Linked DNA regions of Mus musculus: all the other regions are linked to region 1. A link is a loop called in an ENCODE intact Hi-C map of the cell type or tissue named here. Cell type or tissue: left cerebral cortex. All regions are shown on one strand. Region 1 holds the start of Fndc3b (fibronectin type III domain containing 3B). Region 2 overlaps Fndc3b (fibronectin type III domain containing 3B). Region 3 overlaps Fndc3b (fibronectin type III domain containing 3B). Region 4 overlaps Fndc3b (fibronectin type III domain containing 3B). Region 5 holds the start of Mir3092 (microRNA 3092). Region 6 has its middle 13 kb from the start of Gm42194. Region 7 overlaps Fndc3b (fibronectin type III domain containing 3B).

What was found. Peaks named below come from ENCODE experiments on the same cell type or tissue, not always from the same donor. Only the 100,000 strongest peaks of a DNase experiment are listed, where the experiment ranks them.
Region 2: it touches region 1 in a loop (4-fold over the local background); 11 of 42 quality-filtered maps call a loop at or near these places.
Region 3: a loop joins it to region 1, with 3 times the contacts of the local background. A loop is called at or near these places in 11 of 42 quality-filtered maps.
Region 4: it touches region 1 in a loop (4-fold over the local background); 12 of 42 quality-filtered maps call a loop at or near these places.
Region 5: it touches region 1 in a loop (2.8-fold over the local background); 10 of 42 quality-filtered maps call a loop at or near these places.
Region 6: a loop joins it to region 1, with 2.0 times the contacts of the local background. A loop is called at or near these places in 4 of 42 quality-filtered maps.
Region 7: it touches region 1 in a loop (2.0-fold over the local background); 5 of 42 quality-filtered maps call a loop at or near these places.

Annotation. Positions count from the first base shown.
Region 1 is chr3:27,708,224-27,712,223 of GRCm38, forward strand. Fndc3b (fibronectin type III domain containing 3B) reads right to left here and starts at 2,229. Exons shown (of 26, transcript NM_173182.3): 1 at 2,123-2,229. In left cerebral cortex, CTCF peaks have their summits at 549, 1,856 and 3,029; DNase peaks (open chromatin) are centred at 1,130, 1,799, 2,180, 2,565 and 1 more place; H3K4me3 peaks cover 2,837 bases; H3K27ac peaks cover 1,556 bases.
Region 2 is chr3:27,570,187-27,574,186 of GRCm38, forward strand. All of the region lies in intron 3 of Fndc3b (fibronectin type III domain containing 3B), which reads right to left. Among named protein-coding and RNA genes, the nearest start is that of Mir3092, 13 kb to the right of the region's middle. In left cerebral cortex, a CTCF peak has its summit at 2,208; DNase peaks (open chromatin) are centred at 2,235 and 3,512.
Region 3 is chr3:27,464,900-27,468,899 of GRCm38, forward strand. It overlaps Fndc3b (fibronectin type III domain containing 3B), which reads right to left. Exons shown (of 26, transcript NM_173182.3): 13 at 3,967-4,000; 14 at 2,476-2,562; 15 at 803-941. Among named protein-coding and RNA genes, the nearest start is that of Gm32738, 16 kb to the right of the region's middle. In left cerebral cortex, CTCF peaks have their summits at 1,570 (motif pointing left) and 2,937 (motif pointing left); DNase peaks (open chromatin) are centred at 1,575 and 2,878.
Region 4 is chr3:27,475,819-27,479,818 of GRCm38, forward strand. All of the region lies in intron 11 of Fndc3b (fibronectin type III domain containing 3B), which reads right to left. Among named protein-coding and RNA genes, the nearest start is that of Gm32738, 4.7 kb to the right of the region's middle. In left cerebral cortex, CTCF peaks have their summits at 268, 468 and 2,114; DNase peaks (open chromatin) are centred at 2,101, 2,933 and 3,798.
Region 5 is chr3:27,582,965-27,586,964 of GRCm38, forward strand. All of the region lies in intron 3 of Fndc3b (fibronectin type III domain containing 3B), which reads right to left. Mir3092 (microRNA 3092) reads right to left here and starts at 2,031; the gene lies at 1,936-2,031. In left cerebral cortex, no CTCF peak of the experiment used is centred here; a DNase peak (open chromatin) is centred at 1,731.
Region 6 is chr3:27,763,092-27,767,091 of GRCm38, forward strand. No RefSeq gene overlaps it. Among named protein-coding and RNA genes, the nearest start is that of Gm42194, 13 kb to the right of the region's middle. In left cerebral cortex, no CTCF peak of the experiment used is centred here; DNase peaks (open chromatin) are centred at 1,656, 2,092 and 2,965.
Region 7 is chr3:27,588,881-27,592,880 of GRCm38, forward strand. All of the region lies in intron 3 of Fndc3b (fibronectin type III domain containing 3B), which reads right to left. Among named protein-coding and RNA genes, the nearest start is that of Mir3092, 5.9 kb to the left of the region's middle. In left cerebral cortex, no CTCF peak of the experiment used is centred here; a DNase peak (open chromatin) is centred at 2,098.

The sequences.
Region 1 (4,000 bases):
AAAAGTTCTATGTTTCAAATTTAAGTTTAAAATAATTTGGAAAAAAGGAAAATTCAAACAACAATTCTTGAGTCACGGAGCCACATTTGAAACGCTCGATTACATGTGCCTCCTGGCTACAGGAGGACAATCTAGACAGAACCATTCTATCCCTGGAGAAACCACTGAGCCATGTTCTGAATTACTGGTACCTTGATTTCTGTGAACTTAGACGCCCTTGTTTATAAAACGTACATTTACTACAACTGAAATCAAAATATTCAAAACTTAATCGAGTAATGTATAAAAGGCAGAAAACATGTTTATCTAAGAAGGAATATACTATTAGTACAAGCTCTAACAGGCATGTGGTTCATACCTGTCACCCAACATCCAGGAGGCTGAGGCAGGAGGTCAAGCTTGGAGAGGCCAGCCCAAGCCTGTCTCAAAATACAATGCCCAAAAAAACTTTCCTTACAAGCAATTAAGTGTGAGTGACCCTTCCGGGTGGATCATGAGAATTTTAAGAGTTGGGCAGAACGGGCACAAATGCCAGTGTAACAAACAACCAGGAGAGGTGCTGGTGCTCACGCTCTGCATTCCTTTAGAAGCCCCAGAAGACAGAAGACGGGCTCCTCCAAACATCCCAGGCTCTGATCACAGCTATTTTTAAAGGGTCTTAAAAGATTACCAAAATGTCTTTCTGGAACTGTATATACTGTCATTAGATGCTACCAGCCCCCACCCTACAAGATCTCGACAGTGCTAACAGATGCTAAAGGAACACGATCTTGTCACACAAACGCTTTTTCTCATAAGCATCAAAATAAAATGCTTGAAAAGCACATGCAAGTTTAAGGACAATACTAAGAGAGCAACTTTTTAAAACAATAATCAACGAGGCCTCACTTTTAGCCAGGCTGCCGCGTATCTCGCGTCTCGGTAAGCATGAACTCCGGTTGGCCCTCCTGGCCAGAAGCATGTCCAGGGACTTTACCCTCTTCAACAGCTGCTCCCAGGGAGCCAGGAAATTTACTGAACCCAGTCTTTACTGCATCCACAGTCAGCCTCCAACGAGGAGCGAACCAACAGCCCCCACACCAGTCACAAAACCAGGTCAGAGTTGCTATGCATGCATGCGCTGTGTGGCATAACTCAAGTTCCCAGGGTCCCAGCCGATACTTGGAGATGCGGGAGCGCCACGCACTCAAATCTGAACAGAGCAGTGAAATTTTGCTCAAAACCTGACTTTCTTTTGTACTGTTTTGTTGTTGTTTTAAAAAAGAATGTTATTCCAGAATGGATTCCTTTTCTTCCGGGTCTGTCTGCTCCTACTAACTCTCTGCCACAACCAGGGTGCCTCCCCTTTCCCAATGCCCCACCTCTTGCCACATTTATAAAAAAAAGAAAAAAAAATGGCACATTCCCTCTCCCCTAGCTTCTCCTAGTAAGGCCTGGAAACTGGAGGAAATTCAAATCAAATTAGTTGCACATTAAAAAATAAACAGACAAGCAATCAAGGGTGCCCACCCAACAAAAGCCCTCGCCAGTTCCAAAATATGATTAAGCCTGGGAGGGAAGAGGGGGAGGGGGACTAGCCGGGATGGAGATAAACGTGTGCATTTTTGGCCCCAGCGTCAGCCTCATCGCGGCCAAATTCTACATTTTGTTTAAAGAAAACGCTGGGCCTGAGAGAAAAGAAAATAAAAAGTTGTAACTTTTAAGGAAGTCTGCAATCCGCACTGTCTGGATAAAATGCCAGTGCTTCCTTCGTCTGGGATCGCCGGGTGGGAGCCGAGATTCGAAAAATCTCCAACCCCAGCCGTTCTCTCCGGGAAGGCGCCCGGCCAGCGGCGCCGCCCGGCGGCCCAGCCAGGTCTCCCGGGACGCTCGCAGAGTCCCCCAGGCTCCCCAGGCCGGGCGCTGGGGACGCTAGGCGGTCACGGCCCCGGGCCCCGGGCCCCGCTTTCCGCGAGGACTGACAGGCCCTTCCCACGGCAGCTCGTTCCTGCCTGCCATCCGAACCAGACGGTCCCCGCGGCCCGCCCAGCCCGCCCGCCGCCTCGGGGCGCGGATTCCACCCGCTGGGTCTCCCGGCCGCCCCACCCCCGGCAGGGGCGCCCCTCGAGCCTGACCGACTGACCCGCGCTCCGCTGGCCCACACGCACCGGGTCGTCCTCTGCTTCCCGCCGCGCCCCGCTCCCCCGCCCGAGCCTGCAGCCGCCTGGCTCGCCGAGTCCAGCCGCGGCCGCCGGTTCCCGCCCCCAGCCCGGGGGGAGCCCAGGGGGCAGGACGGGGAGGGAGGACGTGGCGCGCAGAGGTGGCCAGAGGCGGGCGGGGAGTGTCCCCAAGAGGCCCCGGCGGGGGCGGGGGCGACCGGTCGCCCAGGGACCCTCCCCGCGAGCATCCCGGGTCCCGGGTCACAGCCCGGCACCCCCAAGGGGGCCAAGGCAGCCCCGAATCCCAGCTCTGCGCGCACGCACGCCCTCCTCCCTCCACCATATGGAAATCTACAGCCTCCCAAAGTGACACGTCGAAGATTCCTCGGCCTGGCCGCGCGCCCTCCCCCTCCCAGGCAGCGGTCCTGCCGCGGGGATCTGGGCGGGGGAGCGGATTCCTCGGAGCGACGGCCCGGGGAGGAGGGGAACTGCGAGCCCCGCATCCTCCGCTTTCTTCCCGAGCGAGCGGGGGCTGGAGGGGTCGCCCCCTACCCGGCCGGGAGCTTCGGGCAGCCGAGCGGTCGGGGCGCGACCGGGACTCGGCAGCCAAGTTTTCCTCGGGCATCCCCGAGTGCTCCGGGGCCGGGAGCGCACTCGTGCAGACTCGGAGTCCGGCCGGGCTCCGAAGCGCAGGGACCCGAGAGCGACTGTGGGTGGCACGTCCCCCGGCAGCCCGCCGCCGCTCCCGCACGCCTTACCTCCCCTCAGGCTGAAACGGGGCTCCGGGTGCCCGCAATCCGGGTCGCCCACGCCGTCCCAGCCAGCCGCCCGCGGGATCCCCGCCGTCCCCTGCGCCGCTCCCGCCGCTGCTCTCCGCCGCCTCCTCCGGCCGCCGCCGCTGCTCAAATAACTACCAGGAGGGTTTGATGGGGGATTCCGCCATGTCAATGATGTCGGGACCACATGGGGATTCGGGCCCCGCCCACTGCCGTAAGCCTCCCAGTACACGCGCAACTACAAGAGCAAGCTCGCGGTAGCTCGGCGAGGCCTCCCTTTACCATAAGCCAAGCCAGGCTACACACAGCGGGGCTTCTCTTGTCTGAGCTGAAGAGAACTGGGAGACTCTGAATGAGATTCTGGAATCATCACTGCAAATGCAGTATTTGCTCAGTAATTACTAAAGCTGACTTGTTATTTTTCACTTATAACACATATTTCCTTTTCCAATTGTAATTCCCAGAAGAATCTTTCAGTGATTTTTTTTTTATTCTTTTAACTTCCCACAGCATTTTGCATAAGCAAATTTTATGATACCAAAATTTAAATGTCTATTGTCCCTTTCAGTTCCGGCTAGACATCTTTACTCGAAAGACTAAAGACAGTTCCTTCTAGTTTTTATTAATATTTAGTTTGGGCATACTTTATTTCTATTGTAAAAATGAATGTGTGTGTGACCTCAGGTATACACATGCCATGGTTTTTGTGTGAGTTTTAGAAACTTAAAAGTCCTGTCTACCTTACACGGGTTCTGGGACTCCAACTCTGGTTGTCAGACACGGTGGGCAAGTGTCTTTACACACTGAGCTATCTTGTTGCCCCTAAAGACTGTTTCTTGTCATTTATCTGGATTGTATGTGTCAAATGCAAAAGGATCTACTAGCTATCGATTGTGTATGAATTAAATATATACTATATTCCTGCTGCATAGGCTCTGTCAAAGATTAAGGGGTTGTGCCATACTGCCCGCAAATTAAAAAAAAAAAATTTCTAGAAGCAGGGATATTAGATCAAATAATTTACCCTCCTCTGTTACTTAGTTATTCTGAATAATTCCACCAGCATCTACTATTATAGTGTTCCAC
Region 2 (4,000 bases), 140 kb before region 1:
AGGAAGGAAGGAAGGAAGGAAGAAAGAAAGAAAGAAAGAAAGAAAGAAAGAAAGAAAGAAAGAAAGAAAGAAAGAAAGAAAGAAAGAACTCATCATCCAAACATAGGAAGTCATCTTTGCCCATGTGGTCCATTGACTTAACCTGCAGGTGGTACTTGACCTACAGCCCAGTCTATTTGCCATCTTCCAGTATATCAATAAGGAAAAAAAAATCCCACTTAAAATTAAAAGAACAGATGCTGCCTAGCTGTATAATTAATTATAGTGTGTGCTCACACACACCAATTTGAAAGATGCCAGACTAGGACTAGAAGTATGTCATTTAGAATTCTTGAAATACAGTGCCTATTTTTTGGGGGGGTGGGGAGAGACTGGGAAGGACAAAATCCCTATCCTATAATCCATGGGGCCATTACAGACTGGTGGAGCATCCAAAGGTTCTGTAGACAGTCACAAAATCCTCAATAATAGGTGCTAGAGAGATGGTTCAGCAGTTAAGGGCATTTGCTGCTCTTGAAGAGGACCTGGATTCAGATTCCAGTACTCCCATGATGGCTCATAACCATGAGATCCCACAACCTCTTCTAACTTCCACAGGTACCAAACATGTATATGGAGCACAGACAGATAGACAGACACAAAACATTCATACACATTAGATAGATAGATAGATAGATAGATAGATAGATAGATAGATAGATAGGCAGATATTGAGACAGACAGACAGACAGACAGAGACAGATATCTAAGCCCCATTAACAAACCAGTGAGGAGCTGTCTTCAGGTTCAGCACTAGGTATACCACATTAGAAACTATGTTCATTTTCTATTACAAATTTCAAGGCAACCAGAAGCGATTAAACAAGGATACCCTACACCTTTCCTTACTGAACTTGAAGCTCAGATACTTTGGACTCAGTGTTGCCATATCCTGTCATGGGTTTCACTTCAGTTAACTTTAATATACAGTGTTCTGAAACTAAGGGCTTTTTTTTTTTAACTTTCCTTGGAACATCTAGAATTTATGAAAGCCAGGCACTGTGTTCCTAAACAAGCTGGCAGTCTCATTACTCTTGAAATTGAAAGCTGAATCCCTGAATAGCTTTTTCATAATCCTGAAAATACACACAACTGCTTCTCTTACCACAACTACTCGGCAAAAGAGGCTGATACCTCTGGATAGATTAGGTACAAATAATTCTAGGAAATGAGTTTCCCCCAGGAGCCTTCAATAGGCCTGACTAGCACCAAAGTGTTGAAAAGAGCTAATCACACTATCCAATAGTCATATGGCCACACAGTAGTAAAAACAATTAGAAAATGTGCGCTCTCTCTCTCCTTTCTCTCTCTCTCCTCTCTCTCTCTTACACACACACACACACACACACACACACGAACAAAGACAAGGCCTTATACATATATTCTATTCTCATTCTATGTGTATGATTTATACATTGAATTTACTATTCATATATGTGTATATATGAATATATATATCCTTATTTACTCAGATACTTTATAATTATTAATATATTTGTGGTTCAAAATCAAATTCCCAATTAGTTCTGAGCAAAATGGCCAGCTTTACTTATCAGATCACAACACAATTCAATCAGTTTATAACAAAAAGACAAGAAATGAATAAAGCACTAAATTTATTCCATAATAGAAACAGATTGTTTCACCTACTAAATACAGTATTTAAAATTATCTTAACCTTCATAAATGTTGGATTTTCGGTATCAATATACACTTCTACATACTGCTGATGTAATACACACTCCAAAAATTAAGAGAAGATGAACAAGGTCCTGGGAAGAGTAATGTCAGTCTTTTCCACTGGCCAGCCCCCCACTGCATAGCTGCAGCAGAGGTGACAAGACCACACCCCTATGAATTATAACCTCAAACTCCACCAGTTATAAGTTATGTGGTCCTGGGCATGTTACTAAACCTATCTCTTTGCCTCAGTCTCCCCCTAAAATGAAGAAATTGATATAGGTTAAGCATACTTAATCCAAAGTGTTCTGAAATCTAAAATGTTCCAAACTTAAAAATGTGTGTGCCAGTGTATACAGACATTTAACCCTCAGATATCCCAAAACCACTTCTGGTTCCGGGCATTTCGGATGAGGACTATCCCACCTGCAGTATCAATCTCACAAGATTGGTACTGGTTAAGAGAAAAGAGTGGGTATGCATCAAACGCTCACAAGAGGGCCTCATAGATGCTCAGCTTGCTGGACCAGCAAGCTGGTTGCCGTCATCATGGCACCAGAGGCAGAGCTGACCTTTACTCTCCTAGTCTAACTAGTGCAGTCCAGATGCAAGCCGTTAAGGCTTTGGAACTGCCCATTTCCAGGCACAGGTAGTACTACATAAGGAGTAAGACACAGACCAGCAAAGCAGTAAACACTGCAGCTACTGAGTAAGCCAGGAACTCGTTTATAGCAGCTGCGCTCATCAACAGTGAGGACTCACTGATGAAGACCAGACAGTATGTTTTATTGCTGAATGAGAATCTCCCCTTCCACTCGTAAAACCATTTGTATCTGGCAGCCAACCACAGAAAGCCCTCTGTGTCTTCTCCACAGTACCAAGCAAGGCTTGCCTGGCATATAGCAAGTACTTAGTAGCCTATTCAGATCAAAGTAAGCCAGCATCTTGTTGCATGCTTCCAGACATAGTCTATAAAAGGGACAGTGGCTCCCTCCACACTCAACAAAGATTTCCCAAACTATAAAGCACAGAACGATCGCTAACCATCAGGGGAGGCTACATTTTCCCAGAAATCAAGATCTCAGTTTATATAAGCAAATACTAGACTTTACCAGAAGATACAGTTACTACAGACTTCAGTACAGACTGTAACAGCAGAAATTTTATCTTCTCTGTTTTGTATAATGTAAGTTTAGAACTCCAAAATGTAACGGCAAGTTTACAGAGCAACAGGAACTCCCTCACGTCAGCTAACCTCCACAGCTTGAGAAACTCAGGTGTGATGAAAACTGTCACCTTCTCAGCAGGACATCATGAGTGTATTCCATGCTGCCGTGGGGTACCACTGTACCTTAGGGTGTGCTTGAAAATTGTGAGCAGAAAAAAACCCTACCATCCCTTGGAAGTTCCTTGCAGGAAGTTTTATTTCTGCTTCAGAGAAATGGGGAGTATTCTCACAATTCTATTTGCCAAAAGAGCCTGTTTATTTACAAAAGCTGGTTACAGGGGGCTAGAAGAAAGGCTTTTCAATGGAGCTGTCTCTTCCTTTCTTCCCTTCTCTCTACTCCTTTCTCGCTCCCTTTAAGAAGTGCTTTCTGTGGCATGTTTGGCTTCTAAGGGCCTGATGAGACCCTGGATGCTACAGTGAATGTCGAGGCCTGAAAGAAATATTTCTCTCTCCCTCTTTGAGTCAGAAAAGCTGAACACAAGAGGATCCATTCAAGGCATGATGGAGTGCCTCACAGAGGCAGCAATATGTTCCCGGTTGGCAAACAGAGAGCTGTTTGGACAGCGAGTACAGCCGCGCACTCAGCAAACATCAGCTTCCCGAAGACTTCGCAGGAGAAAGCGGGAGACGACGTGGGCCCCTTTTCAGCTCCAGCTCCAGCTTGGGACAATCTTTTTAAACAAAGTGCCTTTGTTCCCAAAGGCACAATTCAATGGGTCCCAATGCTTTCCTAGAAACCATGCACATCTATTCACAACTGCACTAGAGCCAAAGACTCATTTCTAAAGACCTAAAAGGACAAGGAGGTGATGGGAGACATCCCGATATCCATCCGTATCCTAACAGACGAGGAATGACTGGGGAGCTCTGTGCCCGTCGCCTGGGATGGCAGCTAGGATGGCAGCTAGAGAAGAAGAGAGCCCACTCGCAGCGTCTCAAGGCCTGCCCTGCCCTCGTCAGTTGCTTTTAAGAGCAGGGGCGCTGGTGGTGTTGCATTTGAAGAACATCAACAGATATCCCATAAGGAAATCAGAGGGGAACATGAGCAAAAGA
Region 3 (4,000 bases), 240 kb before region 1:
CTCCTACCTATCCTTGTCCTCCAGGGAAGCCGACCTCAGAGCTCTTTGATGCCTCAGTACAGCATGCTCGAGCTTGGTCTCCAACGACGCACAATGCTTTAAACTGCGCCCTGGGTACATTACCTTACAACTCTAATGTTTTCGCTTCTGCCCTTCACTTGCTGTTCATACATATTCTTAAAGGACACCAGTGCAGAGCACGCGTGTCCTAACAGCCTTACGCATGATTACAAGTGCTACAGTCGCACAGTGACATGCGTTTCCCTGAAATGACCGGCTCTGCAGAGCTGAGTGTCAGTGTCCTCCAGGTCACCTCAGCCCACGTGAAAACCGTGGAACTCACGGGGGTGGGGGGTGAGGGGGGAGGCGGACAGGGACACCCCAAACAGCACAAAAGCAAAAGTCTACTCTATTGCAACTTAAACACTCTGTATGTTAAAAAAAAATCTACTTAGGATTACATATCTAGATTTGAAATCCAATCTCAATTTAGAAATATTTTATATTAAATTTCATTGATTTTTTAAAAGGTAAGCCATGATGGAATGAATTATCATAAATCCTCAAACTCAAGTTAACAAAGCATTTAAAATAAAGGAGAAAAATGTAACATAGAAAATATGAAATAAATGAGATCCTCTTAAAATTGTTCACGTAAGAAGTCCACTAACATGAGACTATATATTAACATTCAGTGCCCCTCCAGCCCTCACAAATGTCTAATAAATGCAGGAAGCCCTCACGGGTGATATATTCCCCTTGTGTTTGGTTTGTCACGGCAGTAGTAGGGCAGGAGACATACCCCACTTGACACTGAAGCCATGTGATGTGACAGGTCCTTTAATGAGGGGTCTGGTTGGAGGGCCAGGTCTGTCGGGGCTGGTTGTACAAACCAGGACTTCACTTGGGCAGCTCTTCCCCTCCATGTTGGAAGCAGTCAGCTGCAGAGCAAACACGGACACATTAGCACATGTTGGTTATGGGCTATGAAGTCTCCTGGGACTTTGTACCATTGCAAGGTTAGACATGGACAGACAGACTGACACATATCGACCCAGTCACTTGTCTTGAGACTGCTGATTTCAATGTTTGTGATTACTTATTTTACTTAAATTTGGTTATTAACAATTAAAAATAAAACCAAAAGGTAGGTTTCAGCTAAAGACATCTGTAGATCCTTACAAGAGAAAATATAAGCCCAGGGTAGTGGTACAAGCAGGGTGGCTGAGGCAAGATGACTGAGTCTGGAACCATTCTAGGCTATGCAGCCAGTGCCAGGCACTCCTGGAAGAGAGTAGGACCATGCTTCACTAGAGGAGGAGGTGGAGGAGGAGGAGGAGGAGGAGGAGGAAGAGGAAGAGGAGGAGGAGGAGGAGGAAGAGGAGGAGGTGGAGGAGGAGGAGGAGGAGGTGGAGGAGGAGGAGGAGGAGGCTGCAGTGGTATTGTATATGAAATCAGTAGTTTCCATTTATTCTGTTCTGTTTGATGAGAAGAAAACGCAGGGATAAACTAGACAGAACTTTATTTATGGAAAAGGCAGATGGTGCCACCTTGTGTACAATGTCAGTAGTACAGCTATGCTCTGGGAGCCAAGATTAAGTATTTTTAGCATACCAAGACACAATTATATTCCTCAAATAGTCAGTCACAACATTCCACTTGATAATTTGACAAATACTAAAGTGACTAAATGCCAAATTAAATTACTAAGGCCTAAAATTAGAGAAAGGAGGGCGGAGCATCCTCAGGGCAAGCAAGAAAATAGGGTGTCGTGCACATGACCAACATAGGACGCTGTGACGGAAAGGCACTGAGAACAGTGCAAAGCAGCAGCTTTCAAGTCTGCAGCTGTGACATGAATCCCTACTGCAATGTTACTGGTGACTGTCTATAAGCAAAGGTCCCTCAACCCAGCAGGTCGAACGGCCCTTTTGCAGGGGTCTCCTAAGACCATTAGAAACTGCAGATGTTTACATCACAATGCATAGCAGGAGCAAAATTACAGTGATGAAGTAGCAATGGGAATAATTTTATGGTTGTGGGTATTAAAGGGTCACAGCATCAAGATGGCTGAGAACCAGTGGCCTAAACTGAGGAAGTCTAAATTGTGGAAGGAATGGGATAGAGAAGAGAAAAACAAACACGAGAGGAAAGATCCGAGGGTCTTTCCAGCCACACACGTGGTGTAAAGCCCAGGAAAGGAGCGGGTGCCAGTGCGTGCAGGGACACAGGCATCTGGTCAGGGCTTTCTCAGCCGCGCATCGGCCCTGGCTAAGGCAACCCCACTACAGCATCTTCTTACACGGGTTCCTGCCCAGAAACTCTATTTTCAAATTAAAATCTGGTGGGTGCTTGATAGGGTCAGTGGCACTTTGAAAGTGCTGTCCATTTCTGCCCCCTTTTGGCCTGCAGACTCCACTTGAAACGTAAGTGCAGAGGTGTCAAAGTGACGTTAGACAAACAGAGAAGACTCACCCTGAATTTATACTGTGTGCTTCGCTTGAGATTTTTCACAGTACAGGTTAGGTCCTCTCCAGTGTATTTTGGGTGGAAATGGCTATCCTGAAGAGGCAAAGCCAGAAAGAGACATTGGAACTACAACATCAGAATCATAACGTCGGGGCCTCGATTCCTAAGGGTCCAGGGTTTCTGTGCTATGACTTCGTCTTCTGAGCAGTAGCCAGAAGTCTGGCAGCCACTGCTGAGAGAGTGCAGGTCCCACGGTGCCACGGGTAGCATGCAGAGCTAAATGCAGCTGTCACTTGTCACACTGCAGGTCAGCCTTATTATAACAAAGTCGAAGCACTTTGAACATTTTATTTAACACTAGATCTGTCACAAGCAAAGCCTGTTGAGTCGAAGCTGACACATTCCAACAGGGAGGTGGTGCAACAGTGGACAGGCAAGGCTTCTGAGCTCATGGCGCCCCCTTCTGGGTAAGGTGGAAAGCAGGGCTTGGACGGGAAGGACACACTCCTGTAAGGGTAGCCCTTACCAATACAGGTGAATACACCGAACTCAAGCCATAGCATTCTCCCCCACCTCCCTCCTTCCCTCCCTCCCTCCCTCCCTCCCTCCCTCCCTCCCTCCTTCTCCCTCATCCTTCTGAGCATCATGCTCCCTTCAGACTCAAGAGAATGCCCCCTGCTAAAAGGTGTGCAGAGCCTGGTCCACAAGCTCTTACGTGTCAGCTAAAGAGGCAGTTTAAGAAAGAAAACCCTAACACAGACAGAGGCACATAGTGTGGCACTGGAGGCTGGGAAGGCGTATGGAGGCGTGCGGGCAGGCTGCCAGAGCTCCTGAGGGGCTGCCACAGCAGCACGGGTTGATGAAGTATGGTGGCCACATGTGGCTCTCGGGATTCAAACTTAATCAGTTAAAAGCTCAGCTCTGTAGGTCAGCAGCCACATTTCAAATGCCCAGTGCCACATGCCCAGCATAAACTATAGGACACTTCTACATGACAGAGACTTTCCAGAGTGGACATGGAAGGAAGCCAGGGAAAGTGAGTTAGGGATCTGCAAGGCCCTCCCTGCAGAGGGCACAGGACATGCAAGTTCATGAGGCTGGGCACAGCGGTATAAGCAACAAGGCCTGTGACAAAGCCACGCACACAGGCCCGGGTGGGTGGGTGGGAAGGCACTGGAGAGCTGAGGCTCCCCTGCCAGGGTGCTGGTGGGTACCACGAACTGTGACTGTGTGGCAGGGATTACACCACAGCACACAGTGGTGATATTGTGCTGGGGCACGGAGGAGGGACGGCAAAGTTGGTTAGATTTCAGGGAAATTTTGAAGAAGGGCTCGGGAAGGTTTGCTGGCTGATTCTATCTGGGGTCAATGGATGACTCATTTGCTGAGTTTGGGAAGGCCAGGGATGATGGCCCTGATGGAAATGGAGAGTGGCCGGGAGTTGAGGTAGTTAGTAAGGCCGGGATGCTCTGCAGGCGTGCACACCGTGGGACTCACGTTCTCATCCTCCTGAATGTCCAGGGTGTAGGTT
Region 4 (4,000 bases), 230 kb before region 1:
GCCTCTGTCAACATAAAATAGTATTTGATTTATAAACATTCCCCAAACTTTCTATATACTTTGGGGGGGGGGGTCTTTTACAAATGTTACTTATTGTGTTTTGTTGTTGTTGTTGTTGTTTTACTGTGCTTTTTAACACTACTGACTCCGCCTCTTCGGCACTCCAGCCAAGTGGAGGCCAGGCGGGCGGGGTGGGCTGCCCCACAGGATTCATGTCCCTGAATTTGGTCACTAGGCCAACTTGCTGCGTCTCAGCTGGTGGCTCCTTTTGGAACTGCAGTAGCTTTGCTGAATGTCTGTTTTCTTCTTCTTCTTTCTAATACCTCTTTAATATGAAGCCTGTCGAGCCTGAATGCTTTCTTTCATTCAAAGACTTTTTTCTCTTGTGTGAAATCTTTTGATGGCCTATCAAATGGTCCAAGCATGGAAAGGTGGGGGTGAGAGACTGGAGCTCATGGCGGAGCAGGACCTACTCCTACAAATACTTTTAAGGGGTAATGGTCACTCTAGGAACAGAGACCATTTCCCCCAAAGAGTACAGCTGCCTTACTATACAGTTGATCTTAAAGTGAAATTTGGGGATAAATCATACATGCAAAAGATCTTAAGCACCGCACTACATTTTTTTTCTTACCCTTTCTGCCTATTTAAACTTCTTTCTAATCTATAGCTGAAAGTTAAAGTTGGTTATTATAAAAGTTTATACCTTTAGAAAAGTAATTTATTCTTCCTCCAAATTAAAAACAACAACACAGACAAACTAACCAACAGCCACCCTCCCCTCTTGGTTGAGCTGTGGTGAGCAACCTGAGGGGTGCAGGGCAGTCTTGCTTCTCAGGGGCGGCAGACCAAGGCAGAGAGGAGATCAGGGCTGTCCTCCTGGGGACTGAGAAGAAGCCCGAGCAGGGCATCCAGGCACCCAGGTATGGCGCCCACGCACAGTTCCGGCCCTCCAGCTTGCTGAGCTGTGCTGAGGATCACATCTGGGTCCTGCCTTCTTACTGTAGCCTGCCCTCCCTCCCTCCCGGTCTCTCATGTGTCAGCATGGGGTGCCCTTCCCTGCCTCTTGGGCTCTCTGATACTTCTTGCTCTTCCTTCTCACCTGAACACACAACAGAAAAGCAAGAGTAGAAAAAGCCTTTTGTGTGGAAAAGTCCGAGCTCTAGTATCTAACAGCCTGGGGGCACAGGGTCTAAACACTGTGGTTTATCAAGACTCAAGGCAGACAAGAGAAGCCTAGGGCACAGGGAGCGACGGTGGACATGGAATTCTTTCATTCCTATCTGTGAAAAAATAGTCACTCTCCAGCTCCAGGCCTTAAATGCACATAGGTGACTGTCTCCCAGAACCTCATACAGGAGTGACACACGGGCTTCTGCACTCCCGACACACTGTCTGCCTCTATGCTCGGGCATTCGCTTTGCCATGATCATGACCGCTCTGAGCATGCCATGCCCTGAGAAATCTCCAAGCCACCAGAGACCTCTCCAGCAGACAACAGAACTGCCTCAGGACTCCCACTGGATCAATGATCCCTCACAACTGACCCTCAGGATTCACAGTGCTGACCGGCTGTTCCCAAGCTGAACTAATCCCTGCAATAGGGTCCATGAAAGTATGTGACTAGGTGTATAACAGACCTGGGTCTGATGCCCAGTGCTACACAAACAGGGTGCTTGCCCACACCTGTGATCCCTGTACACGGAGGCAAGGCAGTAGGATCAGCAGTTCAAACACAAGCCACTCTACCAAGCCAAGCTGAGGCCATCTTGTAACACACATGGGTCTCTCAAAAGTAACCATGTTAAAAATGTGGTGATTGAAAGCCATTACTGTGTATCGTGTTCTACAGTTCCATACTCTGTATGTCTCTTCTCTTAACTTTAGCCAACTTCTGTTGTACATCCTGCATGACAGAGACAGAGGCCTGCAGAAGACCGTGAGCCTCATTGACCAAGCGCTTAAACAAAAGGTTCCACTTTTATGTGCCCTAAGCTATGGGCATGTCCTTTCAAAGCCATCTGATAAAGTAAAGGACCTTTCAAATGGCTTTCAAAAAGTACTTACTGCAGTTGCTAAAGTCATAGTCAAACATCTAGACAACAGCGATTAATCCACACTGCCTCTTGGGGGCAATGTAGTTATTTCACTTTACAGAACTGCAATTTAGACCAAGCAAAAAAATTGCTCTTGGGGTTGGTCTCTCTTTCTTTCTCTCTTTCTCTCTTTCTTTCTCTCTCTCTCTCTCTCTCTCTCTCTCTCTCTCTCTCTCTCTCTCTCTCTCTCTCTCTCTCTCTCTCTCTCTCTCTCTCTCTCTCTCTCATACTGAGGATGGAACCCAGAGGCCTACACAAGATAGAGAAGCACTGTACCTCTGAGTTACATTCCCAGTCCCTGGGCTGAGACTTTTTTGCATGCCATTCCAAGGTTTGAGCATGTATAAAACAGCTTTCCCCAGGACCTCCACCCCTAGGCAGGCTTCTAGTTCTCTGAGAGGACACAAAGGGAAAGAGATCCAGGAGAAAAGCCAATTGACCGAAGGCGCAGCCTGCTTGAAAGTGGGTAGGGAGGGGCACAAAAAAGTACTTGATTCTGTTTATAGGACCTGACTAATTTTTAAACTTTAAAATGGGCTTAAAAACAGCATGTTTCTGTTTGTGTTAATTTGACAAAGAATGTAATAGAAAGATGGCAAACAGTAAGAAAAGCTTTCTCCAGTGGCTCTTCCTCTACTGACTATCCTCAGGGCAGCTGTCCTCGGGACGTGGGAAGATGGACTTTCTACAAGGGCTGGTTTCTGCTCCAGGAACTGAGCACTTCTGGGCTAATTCTACACACATCATTCACGAGCATCCCAATTAACTCAGGCTTGCGTTTGCCTGCCAGAGGAACTCTGTACACCGTGGGGGCTGCGATGCTCTGGCTAACATTCCCAATTAGCTTGGCACCACCAGTGCTGGAAGAGATGTCCAACCAAACTGGCACCGACCACTGAAGCTGGCTGGCATTTTCAATTGCCTTGAAATTAATAGATTAGCAATGCCCCCTTGTTTATTTTCCACAACATCTTCATTCTTGGCTCAGGGGAACGGGGGTGGATGGCTGAGCTGGCAAATGCTCTCCATAGAAGCAGGGGATCTAAAGCTGTGTCTCGGAGTCCACACAGGAAAACGGTGAGGTGGCACACGCTTGCGATCCCAGAGCTGGGGATGCAACCATACAGGTTCCCGGGGCTGCCTGGCCTACCTGTCTCAAAAACACAAAACAGAACAAAACAAGAAGGCGCACGGTGCCCGAGGAATGACACCTGACTCCACACACACACCCACATGAACACACACATTCACAAATGGCTAAGCTAAAGGTGCCAGACCCCACGGTGAACGAACTCTCTCTCTGGCCATGTTTGCATCCTTTCTCTCTTCCCACTGTTCTCCCTGCACTTTCCAGGGTGGTTACTGCCTGCTAAGTAAGTTACATGAAGTTGATTGTAGAGTGTCACCTACGGTAGACCATGGCTATGGAGTGCAGACACGGACCAAGTCACTGAGCTGGGCACTTCCTGCAGCAGTATAGTTTAATGTGATAAAAATTCAATTGAAAACCAAAAGAAACAAGGCTACACTGGCCAAATGAACTTTTGCCAGGTTCTATGCTATGGTTTAGTCTGCTCATGCATCTATATTTAGACGTTGTTCCAGGACTGGCAGACTCTAGGCAACATCAAAGATAAATACTGGCTTGAGATGTGTTCAGCAAGCTATATAATAGCTGAGGCCTATGAGGGGGAGCTGGGGACACTGCACATCTGGGTAGATTTATAGTTTCCAGTGCCAGGCCCCGCTTTACCCTCACAGGCACAGTAACTTTTCCAAGTCAAGATGGAGGGTGGGGTGGTTTGTGGCTGCATGCAGGGAACAGACATAGCACACCTTTCAGCCCCAGGAACACTAGCTACTCATTTCCCACGGGAGGCGTGGCTACCTGAAACAGGCAGGGA
Region 5 (4,000 bases), 130 kb before region 1:
AAATGCAGAGTTCCCCGGTTGTAAAGCCGAGCAAGTGTGTTCGGCTTCCCTGTTCTGCATGAGCACTCATTCCTAAGTCCCTTCTTCCAGCAGGTAAGGAGAACATGCAGCAAGGAAACAGGGGTGCACACAATAGAGCCATGAGCAAAGGCAAAGGGACACGCTGTATTAAAAGTGCCTCGGTGGAAGGAGGCGTGTGAAGACCCCCACACTAAGCATGTCCTGATACCCGGGATCTAGAATGAATGACCGAGAGCAAACCATCTACAGCGTGCTCAGTGTAGAGCCCTGGACTGGAAACTCACCGACCCCAACTTCAGCCTCACCACTCTACATAGGAACAAGCAAGGAGGACTGTGCTGGGCTACTCTGCATCAAATGCTGCTTCAAATAAAAATAGGAGGCTGTTGAGATGGCCCAGTGGGTAAAGGGCGCTGTTGCCAAGAATGATGGCCTGGGATCAATCCCTAAGAACCCCATGTTGGAAGGAGAGAGCCGACCTCTGTGTGTGTACCACAGCACATGCAACCCTGTGCATGTATAGAAACATAAAATGAAGTGCGTGGTGAAAAATTTAATAAAAATAAGCTGTTAGGTAGGACTCGATGTATATTCTTCAGGTTGAGTTCTAATTTTATTTTGTTTGTTTGGTTTGGTTTGGATTGGTTTGGATTTTGAGATAGGGTCTCTCTATGTAGTCCGGGCTGTCCTAGAATTCACTATATAGACCAGGCTAGTCTGGAACTCACTGAGATCTGCCTGCCATTGCCTCGAAAGTCCTGGAATTAAAGGTGAGTCCCCCCACGCCCGGTGAGGTCTACTTAATGGTAATACATATAGAGGGTTTGGTCAAGCATATCTGGATTTATCTTCAGGCCAAAACTCATCAGTGTTAATCTATGAGTTATAAAAATAACAAGGTCTTATATTTTTACTAAGGATCACTGTTGTTTGTATTCTGACACACATGAGAGAGCTGAGCCACACTATCGAGTCATATATTCAATCACTTCTGTAACCTATGACTGTCCCACTCAAACAGTGGCAAACACAAATAGTCAATGTATATGTAAACAAAGCAATTACTTTACTGTCTGCATATTATCAGTGCTGGATACAAATAAAGAGGCCACATTTTTAATGTAACACATTTCCATTTCTTAAAGTATTATATATATATATATATATATATATATATATATATATATATATATATATATATATGTATGTTTTCTTTTCAAGTGTGTTCTAGCCAGGAGTGGAGTTCACGTCTATAATCCCAGTACCAGAGGGCTCTGAGGCAGGGATACTCTGAACATAGAATAAGACCCTGTCTAGGAAAATGTAAAATAGAATTCCAATACTGATTATTTTCAAAAGGAGAAATTTCTGACGTTATAAACCAGGAACATAGAACAACTTCAAAGCTGATGCTTTCTTGAGACATGGGAACAACATTTCAGGCCTGCGTTCCTCTTATTGCTGAGTTTGTGTCCGTTACAGCTGACACCAGCTCCACATGCAGGCCGGGAGAATGTTCCCGATGACCTGGAAGGGCTCTCTGCATGGAGTGGTAAGGGTCACACCCAAACACCCTAAGCCGCAAGACCAGGGTTTCACAGTTCCTCTCCCTGCGGTGGTACAGTAAGTCGGATCATCCTTAGTTTGGAAGCTCAAGTCACAGAAGCTGGGTTACTTAATCCACTCTGGGTAAGAAGGAAGACACTAAGAAGCCACAGTGAGGTGCTGGTTGGGAAGAGATGACATCTCCATGGTGACTCATAGGAAGTGCAAGAGAGGACAGGGTAGGGGAAGCCGCAGAAATGGAAACTCTTGGACCTCAGCCTCACTCCACCTTCCCCGTGGAAGCAGCTCTGTACAAAGGAGGACGCTGGACTCCTCACTCTCCCCTGTCCTCTCAGCCTTGGGCTGGAATAAGATTGCAGGACAGGAGGGGAAACAGCCCCATTCCCAGACACAAAGATCAGGAAACTGGGAGAAAGGCATTTTCCCCTCAGGTCCAGCCTCTTACAGTTTTGCCAGGCCTTTGCAGGGCTATCAGGGCAGCCAAGGCGTCTGGGGACAGTTTCCTGTGAGGTCACCCCACATGTATCCTACCCATAAATCTTTAAATTTTGAACTGAACCAAAAAGATGACTATTTGAGATGCTTTTGCAAGGATGTCATCGAACAGCTCAGACCCCAAATCTGGAGTTTTGTTTTTTTGGTTTTTTTTTTTTTTTTTTTTTTTTTTTAAATCATCAGGATGGTGAAGAGAAACGCACTTCGGTCTCAGACTTATTTTGATTAAAGTGAAACAGAGGAAGGGACACAGACTCAACTTCTTGCAGTTTCTGTAAACAAACAAACAAGCAAGCAAGCAAACAGAGCAAATTGACTCAGCTCTGCAGGAGAGATCACAGCCCTTCTGCCAAGGGAAGGACAGACACAGTGAAGTAATTTCAAGAATGTTAAAAGCATGCCAGTCCTACAAGCCACCCTTACCCCCTCCCCACCCCCGCCCCAGCTTCCAGTCTTTCTTCTGAGATACACGTAAAAACTACAGCCATTCTCTTACCTCTCTCCTCTCCCTCTCCCCACCACTTATCTTTTAACATCTGAGTTCCCAGGTGACACGAAAGGCCTGCATGTCAGAACAGCAGCATACACACTTATACCCTGGATCTCTGAGAAGCAAAGACAAGGGATTCCCACAAAACTCACACAGCACAACTATTTCCTTATAAATAAAACAAGCAGAAAATTTACCAGATGGGTTGTCTGTCTTTGTAAACAACTAAATTCTCAAAGGCAGGTCAATAGACTCTATTCGTTCATTACATAACAATAGTTGAGTTTTCTCATAGCTAGCATAAGCATATTCTAAGTAGAAGGTTAATGGGATTACTGGAAAGCACCAGGAATCAGGTTCTGTTTATAAAATGAATACACTCCTTTTCAAATCTCAATTAAAAATAAAAGACACAGATCTCTGCAAAGCATCTAAATTTCTAAATACTTGAACACAGGTATGTAAGTTTTGCAGCCCTGACTATCTCTAGCTTCCTCAACAGAACTCAACTTTAAAATGCTGTTTAAAACACACAAAGGGCTTTTCAAAGGAGAGGTCCTTTTGCAGGAGAGAGTGTGTTCCATGTCTATGCAGATGGCTTGTCACTAATCAATTTCCAACTACCAGGCGTGGTCCAGGGAAGATAAAGGGTGGGAAGAGGTCAGGACAATTTTTGAAGTCTACCTAGAAGGGAAAAAAATTAGCAGATTCTTTCTCCAGCCTGTTATAAATGAAAACATCGTGGGTTGCGTAGACATTTTAAACTTGACAGAACCTTGTGGAGAATGAAGAGCTAAGGTAACTTTGCCTGGGATGAAATCGCACACCTTCCAAGGAACAAAGTCCATTAGCTTCTCACCCACCCTCCTGGAAAGCATGCAGACACCAACTAACAGAATAGTCACAGCACCCCAGAGTGTCTGAAGTGTGTGTGTGTGTGTGTGTCCATTCGTGCATGAGTATGTATGAGAGAGAGAGAGAGAGAGAGAGAGAGAGAGAGACAGAGACAGAGACAGAGAGAGAGAGAGAGAGGGAGAGAGAGAGAGAGAGAGAAAGTGTATACACCCATGTATGTACATGCACAAGTTTATGTGCATTGGTAAATCAGAGAAGGAAGTTGGGTATCCCCCTACACCACTCTCCACCCAATTCCTTTGAGCAGAGAATTTTACTAGGCCTGGACTAGGCTGGCAGCTGGCAGGTCTCAGGGAAGCCCTGTCTCTGTTCTCCACAGCTTTGGGGGGACTGCTACATGGTCACACTATCCTCTTGTGGGTGTGTGTATGTGTGTGCATATTCGTGTGCATATGTGTGTTGACACAGGGTTTCTTTGTGTAGTCTTAGTTGTCCTGGAACTCTGTCTATAAAGCAGGTTGTCCTTGAACTCAGCGATCCACCTGCCTCTGCCTCCCAAGCACTGGGACTAAC
Region 6 (4,000 bases), 55 kb after region 1:
TCCCTGGGAGCACATTAAGCCCAAAGAGGTTCCCCTGCTTTCCCACAAGCCAACTCACATCGTTTTGCATGTTCAGCATATGCTTAAGAGTGACTCTTAATAATTTTACCTGCATATGTGTGTATGCACATGTATGTGCTTGCTGGTATGTGTGTTTACGAGTGCATGTGGATGCAAGTGCACGTGGCAGTCTGTGCATGTGTGGAAGCCACAAGTTGACATCTGGGTCTTTCACAAATAGCTATTCTGTTTAGTGTTAATTATTGACCCCATAGAATCTACAATCTGGCAAGAGAAAAGTCACCGGGCACACCTGAGAGAGATTTCCTAGGTTTATTTAGCCTCTGGACTTGTCTGGATAGATTGTCTTGACTGGGCTAAATGAAATGGAAAGACATGCCCACTGTGGGTGGCACCATTCCCTTGGAACCTTGGGATTATGTGTAGAGAGTCAGGGAACTGTACTGTACCATGAATTCATGGCTGTCTGTTCCTGTTTGAGAATTTGATCTGACCAGCTGCCTTAAGTTCCTGTCACTTTGACATCTCCGTACTGACCTGACAGACTCAACCTGTGAGTCCGAGTGACCCTTTCTCCTGTACGTTGCTTTTGTCAAACTTTTTTTTTTTAATTTGTTTTGTTTTTGTTTTGTTTTTTTTTGGGTTTTTTTTCCCACAGCAACACAGAGATAACTAAGACAATTGATCTCTTCCTTTATTTTTCGAGGTGGGGTATTACACTGAATCTGAAGCTCATTGATTTGGCTAGGCTGGCCGGCCCACTGGCTTATAGGATCTACCTGTCTCTGCCGGCTGTTCCATCACTCACACTACCACACTAGGGATCTGAGCTCAGGGTTTCCACTTACGTAGAAGGCACTTTACCTGAGAGGTGACTCTTTTCAACCACTCTTTGAATAGTATTTTGAATGACCCATTTTTAAAAAAATATTTATTATTAATATTATATTGTCATTTGCTCATTTGCTGTTTTATGCTAGTTGGTTGGAGGGTTGACAATGACTAGCAATGGAGTTTGACACAGGCACTAGAGGCTTACTTTTGATTTCTTTTTTATTGAGAATGTTTCTAGATTGGAAGCCTCTTCTCTATTTTGTGGCAGTTTCAGGACCCTTGCAGTCTCTGGAGCCTGCTTGGTTGAAGAACTGAGGTTGGTCCCCAAGATTCCTGTCTGGAAGCCAGGAATAGCGGTGCATAGTTGTAGCACCTGCACGGTAGAGATGCAGACAGGCAGATCACTGGGTTTACTGACTGCCAGCCTAGCCAAGTCAGCAAGCTCCAGGCCGATGGGAGGCCTGTCTCAGGAAGAAAAATAAGGAATGATGTCTGAGATTGATTTATGACCTCCATGCACACTTGCACACCTGTACACACAGCGAGAGGGGGGAGGGAGGGAGGGAGGGAGGGAGGGAGGAAGGGAGAGAGAGAGAGAGAGAGAGAGAGAGAGAGAGAGAGAGAGAGAGAGAGAGAGAGAGAGAGGGAAGGATGCACAGTGAGCCATTAAGATGCATCTTTACCCAGCAACATAAGAATACGGGCTTGGCAAGGATGCACATTCCCACACACAAAGATTCCAAGATTTAAAATACTTCTTAAGAAGAGGCAGTACATTTGTGAGTCAGGATTATATTAAAAGCAGATAGGAAAGATGGGTTTTCAACTCCAATATGCAAGGAGGGGCAAGTCACAAGAAGAAATTGCCTTGAGGAACTGAGCCAGATGGAAGGCTGTACAGCTTGAGGTAAAGTTTTGAGAAGGAACCATGTAGTTTCTGGAGTATTAGAAACGTCAAACAGCAAAATGATGGGGTCAGGGGTTAGGCCTAAGTATTCAGCCTTTTTCTGCTGTAAATAGCAGCCTGGTTCCACCAGGGAAGTCTTCATGGTGGAGGCAGAGCTTGCCAGTCATGAGGACAACAGCGGAGGGTCCTTGCTCTTAGATACGTGAACTAGGGAGTGGTGTGCATCTGTGTCTGAGGAAGAACTTTCTAGAAGTAGCTGGATCCAAGCCCAGGCAGGAAAGGGATAAAAGTTTGTAGTTGATGCATGCACATCTCTCAATTCAAGGTAGTCTTCTGACTTCCCGCCTGTCCGCGTGGCCCTAACGCCTCATTGGAGGCTTCCAGAATGGTCTTCCCTGGAATAGTGCAACAGGAGTGTTGTCTGCTAGGGAGATGAAAATGCCGCTCTACTTTTAGGATCTCCTGAGCTAGTCCTAGTAACCGCAGTGGGCAAGAACGGTGGTGTTTGAATCAATCCTGTGCCTTTGTGGGTAGAAGTGTCCTTTGCATCTGTCCAGCCCTCGGCACTGGCTATGGGCATCCTCTCTAGCTTAAGTTTTCCATACCCTTTACTTATGTGATTGGTATTTGGTCTGGATATGTGTGTGTGTGTGTGTGTGTGTGTGTGTGTGTGTGTGTGTGTAGAATTTTCTTTGTCAGTCCCACATGGAAAGACCATTTTTTTCTAGGTAAAGACTCTAGTCACCTGCTAGATTACTAATGACACAAAGACCAAAATAGCCTTAACTGTCTGTCAGAGGCTGGAGAAAGCCTGCTGGTGGACAGCTAACAACTACATATGCTTTCAACATGATGAAAATTGCATCTTTCAGATGCATCCTTTTTCTCCTATGATGGAGAAATTTCATTATATTCTTAAAGCAACTTGACATGAAAAATTCTGTTCAAAGATTTTTTTCTTTTTGGTAAGGTCAATTTACAACCTTAATTAAAATGGATTCATGAGCGTTTATGCAGTTCTTCTAGAAATGACTATTGCTGGATTAGGCAGTAATGAGTATTTTATAGAAGAGTCAATACGTGCTGTGTGTTTTCAGACTTGCCATCTGGTTCTAGTCTCTGTTTGGCAACAGGGTTTTATACGTGGCTTGGTTCGTGCAGCCAAGAAACCTCTCATTCTTTGCAATTTGCCACTCTTTCAAAGACCTACTTAGAGGCTCAAGCTTATAGCACAAGCTGCCAGATTTAAGTGTCTTAAGTTAGAGTCTCAGGGGCCCGAAATATCTCTTGTACCCACACATTTCCTGGTAGGCCAAACTTCGCAAAATAAACACAGATGACCTCTCGCCCATCCAGGCTTCCGGAAAGTTTAGAAATGATGCAAGCTCTTGGCAATATGATATGACACATTGCTGTGCCTGTGCAGAGTGAGAACTTCCTTCATTCTGCCCTGGTGTGGACAAACAAGCTACTTTGGCCTTGCTGTGGACTTAGAATCTGATTGACTTCAACACAACTAGATGCTATGTGAGTGGCCTCTGCTTGAAGAAGAGGGAGCCACAGGGAAGACTCCTGGTGGAGTCCCAGTAACATTCAAGACGGAGGAGAAAAGAGAAGCTAGTTTTCCCAACAGAACCTGGTTTCCCTTCCTTTCTCCACCTCCTTTGTGTGCAGGAATTGATCAGGGTTCTCCAGAGTGGCTGTCGCCACACGTGACACTGGCTTTGTTCATTCTCTTTGTAGGAGTGTGAGCTGGGACACTCCTGCCCTGTCCCATGCCCGTCTCTTTGTCACTTTGCCATTAGGCTGGCTCTCAGCCTAGCTTCCTTCCCAGGGTGATTTATTCTGATTTCTCTCATTCAATAAATGTAAATACACGTTTGAGCACTGACTGGTGTGTTCTGTCTCCTTTAACCCCTTTGATTATTCCGTATACTGTTTTCTAATGCCAAGTTGGAGTGCAAAGGCCCTTAGTTATTTCATTGAAGTTTTGTTTTGTTTTCATTAAGATTTTCTTCTCTTTCCAAGTCCTGAATATTCTGTTTTCACTAGGCCCAAAAAAGGCAATCCATATTTAGAAGTTTTAGAACACACAATTATGTTGCAGAACTAGGCACACCTGATTAAGGAAGCTTAATCATTAATGATTAAGGTGGGCCACTGTGAATTGAACCCGAATACTTGTCTCCTGGCTCCTGGCTCTAATTTGAAGGCTATGGAGCATGTATGGAACATGTA
Region 7 (4,000 bases), 120 kb before region 1:
AATCTCGAGAGGAGAAAGCCACTCAAATCCCACACTGGATTCCCCTGCCCATAGCGCGTTCTTAGGTTTGTGCATGGCCACAATGAGAGCGCTACTGGACCAATTACTATGCCAAAGCCAAGACCATGCTAGAAGGCTGCCAGCAGAAGTGTGGAGAACATGGCAGCCACCGCCCTTCCATGGCTGATACCTTGGGTGAGGAATGAGGCACCATCTGTGAACATCTGTCATCAAACCCAAGAGGACACAAGAGCTTCCTGACCAGGGGTGGCCTCTTGGTGTCTTAACAAACATCCCAGGTGCCGCCTGCACACCTGGCCAGGCTGACTCACCACGGCTCTCCAGTGGTTGCTTTTAAAAGCCCAAAGGCAGTCATCAGCCTGGTGGTCTTCTTCACTCCTGCATTCTCTGTCCTTTCTACAACAGTATCAGCTCCTTGATTTGCTCTCTTCAGGGACCCGCCTTCTGTGGTTGTTGCCTATCCTGCTAGGGAAGGAATTCTCTCTCTTGGGTCCCTGAGGCTCTACACTCAAGTCACAAAATCAAGTCTGTGCTGGGTCTGGGTCTGCCTCTGTCGACAAGGCACAAACACAAGGGCCCAGGTTCAGTCCTTAGCACCCACAACCAAGCCAGGTGGGGAACTGTAAACCTGCAACCCTAGAACCATGAGAGTGGGGTACAGGGCAGCAGATTCATGGGATTGCTGGCTTGCCAGCTGTCTTAGTCGGTATCATATTGCTATGAAAAGACACCATGACCATAGTTATTCTTATTAAAGAAAGCATTTAATTAGGGCTGACTTGTGGTTTCAGAGGTTTAGGTCTTTATCCTCATGGCAAGGAGCACACAGGCAAACATGGTAGCTAAGAGTTCTACCTCTGCATCCATATGAAGCAGGAAGACAGAGTCAATGGCCTGAAGTGGGCCTTTGAAATCTCAGAGCCTACCCCCAGTGGCTCAAGTCCTCCAACAAGACCACCCTTCCTAATCCTTTCAAATAGTGCCACCCCCTAAGCATTTAAACATATAAACCTGTGGGTCCATTTTATTTAAACCACCACACCAGCCTAAGTGACAAAGTTCTGGTCCAATGAAAGACTCAGCTATAAATAAAAAAGTAGAAAGTACCTGATAGTTGAGGTCACATACACTAGATGCATATATTTAAGCACTCAAACACACACACACACAGAGAGAGAGAGAGACAGAGACAGAGACAGAGAACGCAACTCTATACTGAATCCCTGCGTGAATATACCTATCCCAAGATGCTTTAAAAGTCAGCAGCTCACTGCATCCCACCCCTGTGTAAAGAACAGACACATATACAACCTTGCTTTACGAAGTACCAAGTGAAAACACTTTGAGGCTGCTCAAGGAAACCCACTCACTCACTGGACAACAAGCCTGTTTCTCCTGCCTTTTGCTTGATTGGATGTGTTTTGAACATACTAGCCATGCAGTTTACCAGAGAGCTGCACTCCTGCCTGCTCTGTTTTCCCACCTGAGGCCTTCATATGGCCCTCTTCCTTCTTCTGAAAGGGAACTGTGCAACACTAGACAGCTTTCCTCAGAATGTAAATCAGCACTCCGCTTGGTCCTGGGGAAAATTCAAGGTTGGTTTGTTTGTTTGTTTGTTTGTTTGTTTGTTTGTTTGAAAGGAAAATGTATCTATTCTTCTGCCTGTATCACTTCAAATCTTATTTTCAGGGCTTATTGCTGGACAAGATTCAAGATCAACGTGACATTATTGTTGCTAAGAAAAGTAGCTTCCTTGCAGTTCGAGAGCAGACGCCACCTGTATACACACACTCATGCTCTCCTCTATTATATTTGCCTGACCTGAACCACAGGCTCCAAATGCCAATTTCTCTCACACTTTGAGACATTGAAGCTACATCTTGAAGATCCTCCTACTGATGAGCAATGGACCAGAAAGGCATGCCAGCTTCACGACTGCCTGTGGAAATTCAGGCATACTTTAGAGCTAAGCATCGAGAGGGTCTCCATGGCCCTGCTTGCTCAGCCAATGTGCTCGCCTCTTTTAAAGCACAGTAAGATCAAACGTGCCAGCTCTCCTCGACACCTCCTGAATCCTTACATACCATCGCTGCCAAGACCTGCCTCCTCAGATATACTCCTTGCAGAGTAACTGACATCATGCCTTGGGTATGACAAATGTGTGCATATTTGTTCCATGAGCGGATACAGTAGGTAATCCTATCGCACTACGTTGAGATGTCTGGTTATATGCACTTGGCAGAATCCCTGCCTGCAGGAATCGTTGTAAAGGTCACATGTAGGCAAAATTCTTACGTTTTAAAGCTGTAGTGAGGTCCAGGACCACACAGGTGGTCACTGACCCACAGATGGCCAGAGCCATGTTTCCAGAGCACCTGCTTCAGAGGGTATGTGCAGGGACCAGAACCTGTACCCTCAGCACGAACCTGACATCCATGGCCCACATCTGGCAAAGGTTGTGGCCAGCTAGACAGATCACATGACCATGATAGGAACAAGGGGGTCATAATTACTACAGTACCCATTTCCCCTGCCTGTGGCCAAACTAACTCCAAAGAGTGAATCCCTACAAATACACGGATAAGAAGAGGAAAGAGTGAAACGGAAATGCTTCCATTTGTAAAGAAGTAAGGGTAGGTCTGGCCAGGTTGACAACAGATGTGTCATGAAGACTGCAAAACTCCAGAGGCCACTTGGCCATGTGCACAGACAGTAAGCCATGCCAAGCGAGTACAATTACCTGTTTCAGTTCTTGAAAATGAAGAGTAAGCGTGCGCGCGCGCACGCGCGCGCGCGTGTGTGTGTGTGTGTGTGTGTAACGGTATGCAACAGGAGAGCTAGTGCTCCAGTGAATGGAACATTTTGGGATCATACCTTTAATCCCAGAACTAGAAAAGAAAGGCAGGCAGATCTCTGAGTTCAAAGCCATCCTGGTCTGCACAGCAAGTTCCAGGCCAACCAGGGCTGTAGAGTGACATCCTGTCTTGAAAACAAATAAATATAAACCTGAAAGGAACATTTTGCATTTAATACAGGCCTTTCCTTGTTTTTATTCATATATATATATTTCTTTTTGAGGTTGTTGTTTTTTCGAGACAGGGTTTCTCTATAGCCCTGGCTGTCCTGGAACTCACTCTGTAGACCAGGCTGGCCTCGAACTCAGAAATCTGCCTGCCTCTGCCTCCTGAATGCTGGGATTAAAGGCGTGCACCACCACGCCCGGCTCTTGTTTTTATAATTTATTTCATGTGTCTGCATGCACACACACCCTTGCTTGCATATATAATGGTGCATGCATGAAGGTTCAAGGATATATTGCAGAAGTTAGGTCTCTCCTTCCGGTACCGGCAGCAGGCACGTTACCCACTGACCCCCTCACTGTCCCCTCAAATGGATGGCTCGACTTACTTAATGCCTTCACATCCTCTGTTCACCTTGATCCCAGGGTTCTGGAGGGCACCTGCATGAACTAACTCTGCAGAAGAGTGGGATACGAAGGCAAACCTTTTCAAACCCATACACTAGAAGGCAAACCGTCTCTGGTCGGTATGGTATTAATGTTAAGCCACAAGGCAAAAGTAGGACAATAAAGACTACCACAGCTTTTCCTCACTGACTGAAGAAATTCAATAAACTAAATATTGGTTAAAAGAAGAGAATGAAGGTGCTCTTTACTGCTGCAGCTACAGTGCCTTTCCAAGGCTGAGCTTCCTTGGACACCGTGCTATCAATGGCCCCCTTCTAATAATTTGCCTTTCAGCAACAGAGAACAGAGCCCAAGCTGCAAACAAAACCAAGACACAACAGATAAAAAGAATAATTAACCATTTCCCTGTAATAGTCCCTCTACCACCCACGATACACGGGGCCGCCGAGTCCTGAGGAAGTCACTTCAAAGAGCAGCTTGGAAATGTTTCTGAGGAGAAGCCCTTGCACTGCATAGTCTGGGGCCCAACGTTCAGTAGGTGTCCTCTTCCCT